Regions from separate parts of the Mus musculus genome. Here region 1 is linked to region 2. A link is a loop called in an ENCODE intact Hi-C map of the cell type or tissue named here. Cell type or tissue: heart. All regions are shown on one strand. Links, peaks and the distances in the headings refer to the core of each region. The heading gives the core; the rest is flanking DNA. Region 1 holds the start of 4931406C07Rik (RIKEN cDNA 4931406C07 gene). Region 2 overlaps Panx1 (pannexin 1).

Evidence for each region. Hi-C counts contacts between places; a loop is a spot of excess contacts. Peaks named below come from ENCODE experiments on the same cell type or tissue, not always from the same donor. Only the 100,000 strongest peaks of a DNase experiment are listed, where the experiment ranks them.
Region 1: a loop joins it to region 2, with 3 times the contacts of the local background. A loop is called at or near these places in 1 of 42 quality-filtered maps.

Annotation. Positions count from the first base shown.
Region 1 is chr9:15,298,969-15,306,700 of GRCm38, reverse strand. 4931406C07Rik (RIKEN cDNA 4931406C07 gene) reads left to right here and starts at 534. Exons shown (of 9, transcript NM_001199485.1): 1 at 534-664; 2 at 5,188-5,334. The coding sequence starts at 5,280. Taf1d (TATA-box binding protein associated factor, RNA polymerase I, D) reads right to left here and starts at 487. Exons shown (of 7, transcript NM_029248.2): 1 at 418-487. In heart, for the core only: a CTCF peak has its summit at 4,507 (motif pointing left); a DNase peak (open chromatin) is centred at 5,020; H3K27ac peaks cover 510 bases.
Region 2 is chr9:15,030,463-15,038,194 of GRCm38, reverse strand. The region is part of intron 1 of Panx1 (pannexin 1); the gene reads left to right. Among named protein-coding and RNA genes, the nearest start is that of Panx1, 11 kb to the left of the region's middle. In heart, for the core only: a CTCF peak has its summit at 4,426 (motif pointing left); a DNase peak (open chromatin) is centred at 3,534.

The sequences.
Region 1 (7,732 bases), core at 3,436-5,935, 270 kb before region 2:
CCCGGTCGCCCCAACGATATGCCTGTGAGTAAATCAAAGATAATTCCTAGGAATCACTCCCACCTGTACGCTACTTTACAGTTCCGAGACTACAAGCTTTGGAGGCCACGTGGTGAGCTGCGTCGACTATGCGCCGTGGGCCCGCTGCAAGACCCTTTCGGAACGTAACCTAAGAGATGTGCGCAGGCAGCACGCGACCCCTTACACGGCACTAAAAACGCCCTCCAGGCCCAGAACACCTCGGCCTCTCCCAACAGCGACCCGGAGCCTCGTGCGGCCTGCGGATGGCGGGATTCCGGCCCGCTGCTCTGGCCCTACAAGAGCGCCGTTTCCGCGCGGACCGCAGCCCAAAGAACCCCGCCCTGCGGCCCCGTCGCCCGCAGCAGACCTGAGCGGCCACAGTGAACAACCGCTTACCTCTTCCGCCGCGTCGAAAAGAGCGCTCCCGGCGCCCAGCAGCCGGACTAGGACAAGGACGAAATCTCGCGTGAGTACACGTTGGTGGGCGTGGCTGTGCGTGTGGTGGGCGGGCCTCCGGGAGGGGCGGTACCCCGGCTCTCCCTTGGCCTAGAGCTATCAGAAAAGACTGGCAGGAGACTAAACCTGTGTTCGAACCTGAGTGGAAAGAAGGCCTTCCTGCAAGTGGGAGGACACTGCGGGCCAGGTGAGCGTCGATTTGTTGTGGTGACTGAGCCCGCAGTGTGCCAAGCTCTCTGTCAGACTAAGGGTGGCATGTGTTATGGATTTCTGTACTGTCCCTGTGTCCTCACTTGCCTCCTACTTTTTTTTTTTTTTTTTTTTGGTTTTCGAGACAGGGCTTCTCTGTGTAGCCCTGGCTGTCCTGGAAGGCACTTTGTAGACCCGGCTGGCCTCGAACTCAGAAATCCACCTGCCTCTGCCTCCCGAGTGCTGGGATTAAAGGCGTGCGCCACCACGCCCGGCACCTTCTACTTTTTGACCCCTGCACACACTGTCCAACAGTCTGTGGAATCCTGCAGCATTGACTCTGGCTTTGCACCCATGCAGGTCCACTAGGACTAAGTTGTAAGGGAACATTACAAACACCTTATTGAGTGCGTGACAAGATCTGTGGTGAGAGGGCAGATATTACTATCCCTTGAGTTCTCATAGACAAACACATTTCAAATGTAAAGTTGTTGGCCTAGAGATATAACTGGATTATAGAGAGCTTGCCTAGTGTACATGGCACCACGGAGAAAAAAAAATAAAAACAAAAAAAGCAAACAAAGACCTGTGTGTGTGGTTAGATCAGTATGAATATAGGGTCCTATGTGACTGAATGAACTATTTGCAAAGCTGTAAAGCCAGCCTTGTGCTTGAACCCTACTAGTCTAGTATATCGTAAAAGTGTGGTATATCATAAGTACCTAATAATTAGCAATATATTGTGTGCAATATATTTGGAAGAGAGAAGTCCCCTCTAGGTGGAAGATGGGCACTTCTCCTGGTGCTGCAGGATTATTCTGAAGTCTTCCTGGTGTCAGCCAAAGGGGCCATTTCTTCACTGCTGATTCAGCTTAGGGTGGGGTGCATTCTGGATTTACAGACCTGCCTTTGAGTTTGTTGTTGTTGCTGCTGTTGTTTGACACATGTCTCTTTATGTAGCCCTGACGATCCTGGAACTTGATTTGTAAACCAGGCTGGCTTTAACCTCACAGAGAACCTCTTGCCTTTACAGCCCTCTGCCTCCAGTGCTGGAGCTAAACATGTGCACCACCATGCCTGGCTTGAACCTGCTTTTGAATCCTGTTTCTGCCATGTAACAACTGAATGATCTTGAATAAATTTTGTTTCCTTTTCTGTACAGTAAGAAGTACAATATGTCTGTCATGGATTTGAGAATTTTGAGGGACTTTAAAGGGCCTGACAATTTCTGAATACAGGATGGCCTTAATCATGACACTCAGCATGATTGTCACCGTTAGCCTGTTGCTTTCCGTGTCGTTTCTCCCCCTGCACGTTTCTCTACCCTGTGTCTGAGCCATTGGCTCCCACCACTTACATCAGGAAAGTAAATATCTGCCTTCATCTGGCTGGAAGCTGTGCTGGAGCAGCTCTGACTATCGATGGAAACCATTCCCTTTGGCTCCTAATTCCAACTCCAACCTCTGCACACACGTGTTCTCCCCTGCCGTCATCTACACAAACGTACATTTCTAAACCAGTTATTCGGTCTGGAGAGTCCCATGGTTAGACTTTGTCTCTATTTTGGTAGGAATATAAAACAAACTGATTTTCTTTTAAGAAAGTAGAAAGTATAAAATTAGGGATATTGCTGGGCGGTGGTAGCACATGCCTTTAATCCCAGTACTCTGTGAGTTCGAGGCCAGCCTGGTCTACAGAATGAGTTCTACAGGACAGACAGGACTAGACAGAAAAATCTTGTCTCCAAAAGGGGGGTGTTACTCTAATTTGAATTCCTATTATTCCTATTATTCTACTACAAGTATAATCATCTAAAGTGCTTTCATTTTCCTCACTATATACTGAGCTATACTAAGACTGGGTGTGGTAGTACATACATCGAACTGGCCCAGCACTCAAGGGATCCAAACAGGAAGAGCACAGTACCAGACTAGCCTGGGCCATATAGTGAACCTTATCTCAACAAAAAATAAAGTAAAATCAAGCAATCAGCATTGGATTAACACACTGCTCATTGAGCAGATTGGGCATGTCTGTATACTAGGCAATATCTCTGGACGCCTGGTACAAAGTGTGATAGACTGTTAACATGGGGCATCTGGGTAAAGAGTGTGGAAGCTAGATTTGTATATGATATATCAGTCTTAAACTATTTCAAAGAAAATTAGCATGTTTTACTTCTAAACCATTAAAAACAATCAATTGAAAAATATGTTTAGAGTAATTCAAGTATGATTATAGCAGCTGGGACCTATTTTCAATAATTACTTATATTTCATTGGAAACACACGAGTATATGTGTTAAATAATTAAAAGACAGTAAAAACGAATGTTTGGTAAAGTACTAAAGTAAATGTCACCTATTTCAGCTACCTTGGAGGCTGAGGCAGGAGGATGATTTGTGGAGACAATGTAGGGATCCTATATCTTTAAAGAAAGACTGTAAATATAAGGTGCTAAATATGTACAATGGCACGTTCATGGAAGATATATGTTCTGAAAGTATGGTCAAAAATAGAAATCGTAGGCCAGAGATGGCTTAGGGGTTCTACGTGCAGAGAGAGCTGACTCCTGCAAGCTGTCCTCCGACCTCCACATGGGGGTTGTGGCATACACACAAATAAATACTTTTAGTGAAATAATTTATTAAAACGCCTAAGCCTAAGAAACATGAGCCTGTAGAACTGGCTCAGCAGTTAAAAGCACACACTGCTTTCCACCCGGACTGAGCTCCACTCTCAGCACACAGGTCAAGGCTTCCTTGTCAGCCACCTATGATTGTGCTTCACTGGAGACACAGAGGCAGGACCTGTGAGTTGGAGGAATTCCATTATGTAGACAGGGTATGGATAAGTGAGGGACCCACTTTTCATTTGCTGCGTGAGCACTTTTAAACCCAACCATTCTGATTAAGGAGGTGTTCCATTAACAATATTGAGTGCTAGCTACTCCCATGGTGCTCTGGGAGGCAGGAATGCCCTCAGTGATTTGACTGTCCTGTGCTGTGATTGGCCCTGCCTGTCTCCGCCCTGCCCATCTCCTTTTCTTTCCCTGACTCCCTCTAGCCATGTCACTGAGCTTGCTTATAAGGCTGATTTCCTGAACAGGGACATAAGTACCAATCTATGAATATGTGCTTGGTTTTTTGTGAAGTGCTTTTGCCATGCATTTTTGGAAAATATAAGATTATGATTGATTAGGTTACCAGATTAATCGAACGCTAAAAGTACTTACCAAGTAAGTATATTTATTTATAAATTAAAGTAAAAAAAGACTTTCAGAATCTAATCATTCATAGGTTTCCATTTCAATTGGTAACTAAAATTTTCTCTTATTAATATGACAGATAAAAGGAATAATTCAAATTAAGGAAATAAGATTTTTTTTTTTTTAGCTTCAGGGAAAAAAAAAAAACAAACTCCTGTTATACTATTATAATGCCAGACTTTGTTGTTTTGTTATTACTGAGGTCTACTTTTAGAATAAAATTTGTACTCTGTTTAAAAATAATAAGGGTGGGTAGTCAGGCCAGCATGATCGCTCAGTGGGTGAAGTTAGTTACCAGTAAGCCTGACTGAGTTCAGTTCCTGGCATCCACACGGTGGAGGAGAAACCAACTCCTACAAGTTGTCCTGTGACCTCTACAGGTATGCACAAGGATACACACACACACATGCATGTACATACAAACACAAATAAATGTAGTATTAAAAACAGTGGAGGGCTGGTGAGATGGCTCAGTGGGTAAGAGCACCCTACTGCTCTTCCGAAGGTCCGGAGTTCAAATCCCAGCAACCACATGGTGGCTCACAACCATCCGTATTGAGATCTGGCGCCCTCTTCTGGAGTGTCTGAAGACAGCTACAGTGTACTTACATATAATAAATAAATAAATCTTTAAAAAAAAAACAGTGGAATAACTCTAAGACAATTAACTTTTAGCTTAAATGTCAAATATAGAGTATCGACTAAGAGATCGAATACTGTGAAGTATACACATTGTATTTACATACACATGCACACAACTGTAAAACTAATTAATTACTTGTAATTCTTAGTGCATATATTTTGTTTGAAGACCATATTCCTAGACCGTCTGTTAGGAAATCTCAGGTCTAGGCTAAGTACAGCACTCCATGAGAAACTGCTTCCCTGGCTTACTTGAGCTCCTGGCTCAATGCCAGTACCAAACAAACAGAAATGAGAACAGAAAGGAAAAAAGTATAAAGAGCAGATTCATATAACAGTGCCGGACTGGGATGTAGCTGAACACTGCCAGGAAGGAAGAAGAAAGGGAGGAGGGAGGGAGGGAACAGAAAAATAGATCAAAAGGAAGAAGGAAAGAACAGCCTGTAGGGCAGAGGTCCCTCGGCCCTGCTCACATGGACCTGGCAGGAAGTTGTGTGAACTCTGAGTGGCCTTGGGGCACTTTGCCCTCCTTATGTAAGTGAACTCTGAGGATATGAAACCTCTGTGGCCTTTGCCTTCATCAAGTAACTGAGCTCCACCATTCATTTCCAGAGCCGGGACTGTTCCTGCTGGTGCCCCGTGAGCTCTCGTGGTGGTCAGCCAACAGCTGCGGTGTCTGAGCAGCCTTGCTGAGAGGAAGGAGAATGGCTTGCAGTGAGTTTTCCTTTCACATGCCAAGTCTGGAGGAGCTTGCTGAAGGTAAAAATGATGTTAGCTTTGGGTGACTGACTGGTTTTTTAGTTTGTTTATTTTGATTTTTCTGAGACAGGCTTTCTCTGTGTATCCCTGGCTGTCCTGGAATTCACTCTGTAGATCGGGCTGGCCTTTAACTCACAAAGATCCTCCTGCCTCTTCCTTCTGAGTATTGGAATTAAAGGTGTGTTCCACTAGCCTGGCTAACCTTTGGGTATGTAAGGACTGTTTCAGGAAACAAAACCAGAAGCTCCCTGAGGTACACACGCAGCTAATGACCTCTCTATAGCTTATTGAAATAGGACTTTTGATACAGAAGTTTTTGCTTCAGTAACTGTTCAGTATTATTTTTATTTTTAAAAAATCCAAATTTCTATGTCTCAGAAAAGAAAACACCAAAGTTGTATATGTTTTAAGCTGTGTTATTTATAAACATTTACAATTCTTATTCCATCTTGATCTTAACAAAATAGAAGTTGTTTAATTCAAGATCCTTAGCATCACATGAAACTGCACATAATAATACCTTAAAAGCCAGTCCCAGGCTGGTGAGATGGCTCAGTGGTTAAGAGCAACGACTGTTCTTCCGAAGGTCCTGAGTTCAAATCCCATCAACCACATGGTGGCTCACAACCATCCGTAATGAGATCTGATGCTCTCTTCTGGTGTGTCTGAAGACAGCTACAGTGTACTTACATACAATAATAAATAAAAATCTTTAGGCCAGAGAGAACAGAGGTCTTGAGTTCAATTCCCAGCAACCACATGATGGTTCACAACCATCTGTACAGCTACAGTGTACTCATATACATAAAATAAATGAATAAATCTTTTAAAAAATATTCTTCCAAGAATAATGACCATATCTCTATTTCTAGTGATATAATTATTCTCCCAGAAGTAACCATCATATTACTATTTATAGTGATATAAATTATCCTTCCAGAAGTACCCACCATATCAATTTTTATAGTGATCTTGTTGCTACCACCTTTATGCAATGAAAATTAGCAAAGGAACCCAGAGAGTTGTGCAATATTGACAGTAATAATATTCTTTAAATACAGTCTGCTGGGGCTGGAGAAATGGGTCAGTGGTTAAGAGCACTAGCTGAACTCAGATGACCTGAGTTCTGTCCCCAGAACTCACATGGTGACTCATAATTGTCTGTAATTGTTAGTTCTAGATGATTCGGTGCCCTCATCTAGCGTCCTTCAGCACCAGACACACAGGTGGTGCACAGACATACATGTGGTTATAGCACTCATACATATTAAAAATAGATAAATAGGGCCGGGCGGTGGTGGCACACGCCTTTAATCCCAGCACTCTGGAGGCAGAGAGGCAGGCCTGGTCTACAAAGTGAGTTCCAGGACAGCCAGGGCTACACAGAGAAACCCTGTCTCAGAAAAAAAAAAAAAGAAAAAAAAATTGTTTCAGAAGTGGATGCTCACAGTCAGCTATTGGATGGAACAAAGGGCCCTCAATGGAGGAGCTAGAGAAAGTACCCAAGGAGCTAAAGGGGTCTGCAACCCTATAGGTGGAACTACAATATGAACTACCCAGTACCCCAGAGCTGTGTCTCTAGCTGCATATGTAGCAGAAGATGGCCTAGTCGGCCATCATTGGGAAGAGAGGTCCCTTGGTCTTGCAAACTTTATATGCCCCAGTGCAGGGGAATGCCAAGGCCAAGAAGTGGGAGTGGGTGGGTAGGGGGGTGGAGGGAGTATATGGGGACTTTTGGGATAGCATTTGAAATGTAAATGAACAAAATACTTAATTTTTTAAAAAAAAAGTGAAAAAAAATCTTAAATAAAAGAACAACAACAAAAAGAACTATAGATATTGTTGAAATAAAAACTATGGTTTTGTTATCACACACACACAAAAAAATGTCCTTTGAACAGAGACAGGAAGACCTCTATGAATTTGGGACTAGTCTTGTCTATGTAATGAATTCCAGGACAGCCAGGGATACACAGGAAGATACCTGTCTAAAAGAACAAACAAACAAACAAACAAAAAACAAATAAAAATAAAGTTCTAGGGGGAAAAAAGGCTCTGGAATATTAAGACACTATGCTTTTCTACATGTGTATTACAGCACAGTGCACCTACAATAAAGTATAGTGATTGCAGAATGTGAACACATGTACCTATGTGAGCACGTATAACTTGACATTCAGATTAAATATATACTCAGCACCTTAGTAGGCTCCCTCATGGACCTTCCAGTCAGCCTTTCTATCCCCGGAGGTCACCTTAGACACCTGCCTTTGGAACACTTAAAGTGGGGTCATGTAGTCTCTGCTCTTCTGTCTGGCTTCTCTGGCTTACACCGTTATTTACCTGTACTCACCTCTGAACTTATGGCATGATAGTCCTTTCATTAGGTGTTTTGAAA
Region 2 (7,732 bases), core at 3,385-5,884:
CCCAGCAGGCATGCCTTCCGCTGTGCCATGGCTGTTCAGATGGTTTTCCAAGTTGTCCTAGGGAGGTGCAACAGATTTGTTCCCTCCAGAGACCGGGGCTGAACCCTGCACAGGGGACAGAACCTTCCTTCCTGGTCTATAGTGGTGTGAATGACAAAGGCTCCCTGGTCCCCAGCTGATGGAACTGTTTGGGAAGGATTAGGAGGTGTGTCACTGGGGTGGGCCCCCCATCAGGCCCAGTCAGGTTTTCTCTGCCTGCTGCCTGTGAGTCAGGAGGTGAAGCTCTCAGCTATTGCTTCAGCACCATGCCATCTGCTTCCTGCAGTGATGACCACAGAGGAGCTAGCAAGCTCCCTGGTAATGCTTTCCTTTATAAACGGTGCTTTGTCATGGTGGCAGGAGAACAGCAGCTAAGACGCCAGCCCAGCTTGTAGGAGTTCTAAGAAGAGTCTCCCTGTGGTGTTCACTGTGAGAGCTCTCAGGGCAGGGCAGGTGGTCCGTGCAACTTTCTTGCCAGTCTTCCTTGCCTCCTGATTTCCCTCTAGCAGGAAAGGGTTCAGGAAATAACTATTCAACATCAATGTTAAATGTAGTTTGTCAAAGGCTGTGTGTCTGTGTGCATTGGGCTGTGTTTGTTAATGATCCAGTCATAAAGGGAAAACTAAACCCTCCCCCTCCTGTGTGTGTGTGTGTGTGTGTGTGTGTGTGTGTGTGTGTGTTACTCTGATAGCATTTTAACATAAGATTTAAACAGTGCCAGAAAGGCAGCTCACTGGGTAAGGAAGCTGCCAAACCTGAAAGCCAAGGTTCAGTCCCCTGAACCTTCATGGTAGAAGGAGAGAACACACACACACACACACACACACACACACACACACACACACACATGAAAATACATACAAAGTAAATAAATGGGAAAATATTAAAGATTTAAATATATGCATTGTGTTGCAAATTATTCATTTAATATGCCTTGGGGATGTTTCTATGCTCTTGCTTGGGGGGGGGTGAGAACATGTGTGTGCATGCATGTGCAGACAGGCACATGCATTCACCTTGTTCAGGCAGGCTTCTCTTATGCTATGCTCTACGGGGCAGGGCCAGGGAGTAGGCAGTTTTTCCATCTCCACCCCCATGTCCTCAGGCTGGTGCTTCAGGGGCCTTTACCCCTGAGCCCCTTCCTGACCCTCATTGTGCTACTTGGGGGTAGAGCTCTGTCAGCGTGACTGCTCCTCGCAGTCTTTTAGCTGCTGTGTCATGATGCATCAGCTCAGGGCAGCCTTTGTGCAAGCAGTTCTCCAGAGCAGCTGCTCTCAGCCTCTGCTCTCTTGCACGCTTCCCAAACATCTTTTATTTATGATTTATTTCTACTGTCATTTTAAAAGAAATTAAAGCTTTGAAATTTAAAAAGTATTTATCTTGAATAACATTAATATATTTGCCTCACATTATATATGTGATATCTAATACATTTTTTTTAAAGTAACCTCCAAAGCTTGAATGGCTGTTTTGTATAAATCTGGAGAAAGTAGAGTAGAAAGCCACACAGCCTATGGTGTTAGTTACTGCCTCTGTCTGGAAAGGGCCCCAGGCTACTCTTTGAGAGAAGGCAGTCACTCTGGAGCCCTTCAGAACCTATGCTCCCTATCAGCAGGCTCAGGGCTCTTTAGTTCTGTGCCCCTTTTTTTTTTTTTTTTTCTAATCTCAGACTTAAAACTCTACATTTAAAAAGTGTGTGTGTGCGTGTGTGTCTAGGAGCACGCATCCCTCTTTCATACTAGTGGGCACTGTAGGGAGTCAGGTCGCCTTCCACCATGGGATCTGGGATCTGGGGAGCCAGTTGTGGTCATTTGGTGTGCTTAGCAGATGTTTTTGCCCTCTGAACCATCTCGTTGGCTCAGCGCTGCCCATTTTTAGGTTGTTGTTCGTAAATTGAGGTGTCATGTCCAGGTTTGTAGTAACCTGTTGACATGATTTCACTGAAGTCTCCTGAGTCTTGGGCTCTAGCTGTCACGCTTGGCAGTGCCTGGGGCTACCCCTTGCCTTCTGGCTGACTGCGTTACTTTTCAGCCGGTAGAGATAGAAGACTGCTTGTTATCCTTGCCTTGTGAAATTGTTTCCCATCCTTTGGAAATCAGTGATTCCCACCTCTGTCTGTCTCTACCCCCACCCCACCCCCTTTCTGGCTTTTTTTGCGACACAGTTTCATGTAGCCTAGGTCAGCCTCAAATTTCCTAGCCTCTTGCCTGCTCTCCTCTGGTGCTGAGATTACAGATGTGGTGCTGAGATTACAGATGTGGTGCTGAGATTACAGATGTGGTGCTGAGATTACAGATGTGGTGCTGAGATTACAGATGTGGTGCTGAGATTACAGATGTGGTGCTGAGATTACAGATGTGGTGCTGAGATTACAGATGTGGTGCTGAGATTACAGATGTGGTGCTGAGATTACAGATGTGGTGCTGAGATTACAGATGTGGTGCTGAGATTACAGATGTGGTGCTGAGATTACAGATGTGGTGCTGAGATTACAGATGTGGTGCTGAGATTACAGATGTGGTGCTGAGATTACAGATGTGGTGCTGAGATTACAGATGTGGTGCTGAGATTACAGATGTGGTGCTGAGATTACAGATGTGGTGCTGAGATTACAGATGTGGGGCTGAGATTACAGATGTGGGGCTGAGATTACAGATGTGGTGCTGAGATTACAGATGTGGGGCTGAGATTACAGATGTGGGGCTGAGATTACAGATGTGGGGCTGAGATTACAGATGTGGGGCTGAGATTACAGATGTGGTGCTGAGATTACAGATGTGGGGCAGAGTAACTGCTTCTTCTGCTTTTGCTTGTGTGGTTTTGAAACAGTGTTTCTCTGTGGAGCCCTGGCTGTCCCGAAACATACTCTGTAGACCAGGCTACCTTCCAACTCACAAAACATGCTCTGTAGACCAGGCTACCTTCCAACTCACAAAGGTTTTCCTGCTTCAGCCTCCCGAGGTGTGCGTCACCACTGCCTAGTATACTTTTAATTTTAAAGCTAAAGGTCTTGACAGACAGACAGACAGACACACACACACACACACACACACACACACACAGAAGAGAGAGAGAAAGAGAGAGACTGTCTGACTTACTTTCATTTTTGAGCCATCTTTTCTGTCTACGTTCAGTTAGCTGCTTTACATAAACTTTATTAGGAAGTTAGAGTGGCTTTGAAAGTTTTCCTCTAAGTGTTAACATCTACTTCACACTTGGTCTAACCTGGGATTCCTGAGAGCTCCCAGGCTGCTCCTCTCTGTCCGCACCAGGCAGTCATTTGCAAGATAGAAGGTTGTACCGGTTCAGTGTTTGAACCCAGAAGCAAGGGCAGAAGCCTGGCTCTGGCTTGGTAGTGGGTGGAGCCACCAGCTGTGAAGGGAGGGAGATGAAGTGCAGGTGGACACAGTTGATGGTATTTGGCATGAATGTTGAGTGCTGCAAGTTTCCACTAATCAAGTCTCCACTCAGACTCAGGCCATGAGTGGGATCCCTGACTGCTGAGATGGGCCTGGGTGGGAAGGACTGGCTGTTCCTCTTTCCCGCGTCCTTGGACCATTGCCCCCAGCATTCTTCCCCCTCCTAGGACTTCCTTCCTCTCCTGAACACTCCATTTGCTCCCTGTGCATACATGGGAGTGACTAGGAGAGCAGAAAGTCAATTCCTCTTTAAGAACCAAGGGAACACAGTTAAGGTATTTATTTCCCACAGCAAAAACAGCTGGGTCGGTCACATGTGACCAGAAGGCACCTCTCCTAAGATCAGCTTCACTCTGTGAGGACACTGAACTAATACTAGTTAGGAGAGACACTCCCTGGTACGTCAGACCCCAGGCTCTGGCTGGTGTAGTGTAGGCACAGGATCTTGGGGTGGGTCACACCGCATTTGGATGTTAGATGAAAAGCTTTCGAGTCCCCTTTCCGTACCGGACTCCTTAAGAACAGCACTTGCCACTTGAATGTTTGAATCTGTCTGTGAAACCCATGTGATCTGTGTAGCATGTCCTTGGCTTTGCAGGAGTCTCATGACACTGTCCTCTTAATGGTGACAGTCCCCATAGGTTCCTTTCACTTATAATCTCTGACAGTACGGGGTGGAGATGCTCAAGGGCTTATCCACAGAAGGTTTCTTTGTATCAGGAATTATGAAAGCTGGCTTTTAGAGGATATCCTTGAGGGAGAAATGATGGCGTCAGCTAAGCCGAGTCTTGCTTCAGGTTGGGGCATTTCTAAGTATTAAGTCCATATTTCTCAAGAACTGTCTTTATGGCAGTGGATTTGCTGGAGAGTTTTAAAAGATAAAACTAGTAAGTAGGTAAGGAATTACTAATCATGTGTACACTAAAAAAAATGCAGCACGAGACTCAAGAAGCCAGCATCCTGCCCCCTGCTGGCTGAGAAGTGATAACCAGAGCTGCCTTTTCTTTGGTTTGTGTGTGTGACAGGGGAGTGGAGTGGGGAGTTTGTCACTGGTCTAGAACTTGGCAAGTAGGCTAAGCTGGCTGGCCTGCGAGCCCCCAGGGGTCCTCTTGTCTCTACCTCCCCTGCACTGGGGGTATGAGCACCAACTACTGTCTCTGGGATTTTTTTCCTATGTGTTCTTGGGGGCCAAACTCAGGCAACTCGTTTCATGCCTAAAATGAAAAAAGTTAGTTATGTAACCTGTTAGAAAGGAAAAGAAAACCAAGTGCCTATTGAATATAATTGTTTGTGTTTATTTGTTTTGTTTTTAGAAAGCAACAGCAAAGAAAAGAGATCCTAGAAGCTCTCCTCAGGGAAGGCCTGACCTGATTCCCCCTGCATGCTAACTTAACCTTGGGCACATTTACTGGACTTTCAGAATGCTTCTAACAACCTGCTCTTAAAGGCATGTTTGGAAGTTGTCACACCACTTGTTTCTTTTACATTATTCTTGAGCTAACTTCCCCCATCTCCCTCTTGCAGTCTCTATGTGTTGCATGCCCACTGTGGGTCTGTGCCAGCTTCTCCAACTACCCTCTAAAAACAAAGCCCAGGGCCACCAACACAATCCCCCTACTATAAGCTTGGCCAGTCTGCATTGCTGAAAGGATTTACTCCCTGGCTCTCATATGTCGCATATGTTTCAGTTGTGACAGACAGACATCTCTTTCTACCATGTGAGCTCCATGCAGAGACTCCCCACTGCCTTTCTGACACTACACAGAGGCCTGGGTGCTTGGGTAAGGTCTGTGTGTGCCAGCTGTTAGCAACAAATTTTGCTGGCTCTGTAGTGCATGTGTGAGAGTGTGTGTGTGTGTGTGTGTGTGTGTGTGTGTGTGTGTGTCTATGCACACGTCCGAGTACACACCAAGGGCGTGTAGTGTTTGGCTTGATCACTTCTTATTCCCTTGAGATGGGGCAAGCCCTATCGCTCTCTTCCTTATTCCCTGGACCTCTTGCCCTCCTCCTCCTGTCCCCCGCAGACCTCCGGTTACAGGCCCACGTGATCATGCTCAGCTTTCTATGTGGGTGTGCACATTTGAACACAGCTTCTCATGCTTCCTCGGCGAGCACTCTTAGCCACTGAGCCATCCGTCCAGCCTACCTGAGTGGTTTAAATGATACCTTTTTATGAACTTGCATCTCAGCTCAGCATTGGCTTTCTCGAGTTGATTCTGGCCGTCTTGTGTGTTCTATGTAAATTGGCTAACCTTGGAGTCTAATTATACAGACATGATCCAGCCACAGGTCTGTCTGTTTTTTTCCCCTCTCCAGTCATATGCGATATATATATACATATACATATATACATATATATATATCTTGAATCATAAACTAGCTAAGTATTGATTAGACTATTATTTAAATGCTCTGAGTTCATTTGTAAGACACAGAATAATGGCAGTAGTTCACAGGTTTCTTTGATTGGATGCAGTGTGGACCGGTTACTTTCTATTGCTGTGAACAAATTCCCTGACAGAGATGACTGAAAGGATGAACGATTTGTTTTGGCTGATGGTTTCAGAGGAACCTCAGCCCATCGGAGCCTGTTGTGGTGGGAGCCTGTGGCTGTGGCTCTTACACCATGGTAGACAAGGAAACACAGGGTGGCCTGGCCTATACTAGAGGCCTTGGCTGTGACCTCCAAAAGCCTGACCCTCATGACTTGTTTCTACTCATTGCCCACCCCCAGAGAGTCTACTACCCCACATAGCATCAGCAGTTGGGGAGCGAGGAACATTTTAGGCTCGAGCCATCACAGCTGTCCTGGGAATCCCAGTGGGACCGGTGCTTCCAGCTCATAGCAATGAATGAAGCAAGCTGAAGAGGAGTATGGTGTGTACACGATGCCGTGTGTACAGTCTCCGTGGGTTTCCCCAGATCCCTAGCGTTTCACAGAGAAGTCACGTCTGCAGTCACGAGAGCTACATAGCACCCAGCAGAATAACACAGGTGACTGACATCACTGCTAAACAGGAAGCTGGCATCTTACGCTTCTCTAACTGGCACTGTAAGGAAAAAGCCCTGGCCTTCCCTGTGCTCTACCCCAGGTGCAGAAGTCCAGAATATGGAAAAAACCAGGCAAGCACAAATGAAGGTGCACCTTGCTTTGTATGGAGAGCCTATGCTTTGCACGTGTTAGGAGTGTGTTGACAGAGAGGCATAGTTGTCTCTCAGGGAAGTCAGGGTGCACGCACGCCTTTGATCCCAGCACTTGGGAGGCAGAGGCAGGCAGATTTCTGAGTTTGAGGCCAGCCTGGTCTACAGAGTGAGTTCCAGGACAGCCAAGGCTACACACAGAAACCCTGTCTTGAAAAACCAAAAGAAAAAAGAAAAAAAAGAAAAAGAAAAAAAGAAAAAGGATGAGGTAATTACAGCAACATCCCCTTTCACTTTTAAAGTCCTGTGTGCCCAAGATACAAATTTGTAACTAATTTCTATGTGTCTGAGGCAGTTTGTCTTAGGTGACAGAAGTATTTAAAGAATTTAGTCCTTTCTCTCTCTTTAATCTTTGAGGTACCACTGAGCGCCTCTTGTGCCGTTCTTTTACATTCATGGGACGGCTGTCAGACTTCTGTTAGGTATGTACAAGTTTTCTTTGGAAGTGACTTCTGGCACAGGAGTGAAACCTCACACACCACTCAGTTCCATACTGTCGGTTTCCCTGGATATACTCCTGGTCTTGGTCGCCTGTGTCTGGCTATGTTGTCACACACTCTTCCCTGACCACGCTTGCCAACTTTTTTTTGTTTCTCTGGCTGCAGGCCACAAATCCCAGTTCCTACTGCTGCTACGGACAGAATGTTGCTTGTCTCCTTGTAGAGACAGAGCTGTCCTGGTGGCGTCTTGTCCAGTTTGTGGGACTGAGAAGGAGCATCATCTCCTGAAACTCCTCTCTCAGTTGGTGGTAAAGTATCTGGGGTGTGTTAGAGGCTCCTGTAGATAACGCCTGTGCCCATCCTAGCAAAGAGCAAGTGTTACAGAGAGGTGGGCTCTACGGCCCAGGCCGGTGCAGAGGAGTCCTTGTGAGTTAACCTGGCCGAACTGCTACGAAAATCACTTTAGTTCCATCCAAGGCTAGGCTATAAAAAGTGCTTATATTTTCTCACTATTATGAAATATGTGCATGCTTATAAAGTATTCCTACAGAGGAAGGGAAGGCAGTTTTGGACAAATTGGGTCTTCCATAACTTAACTGCAGAATGTCTTGTGTTTGAACCTGAAGGTGAGTT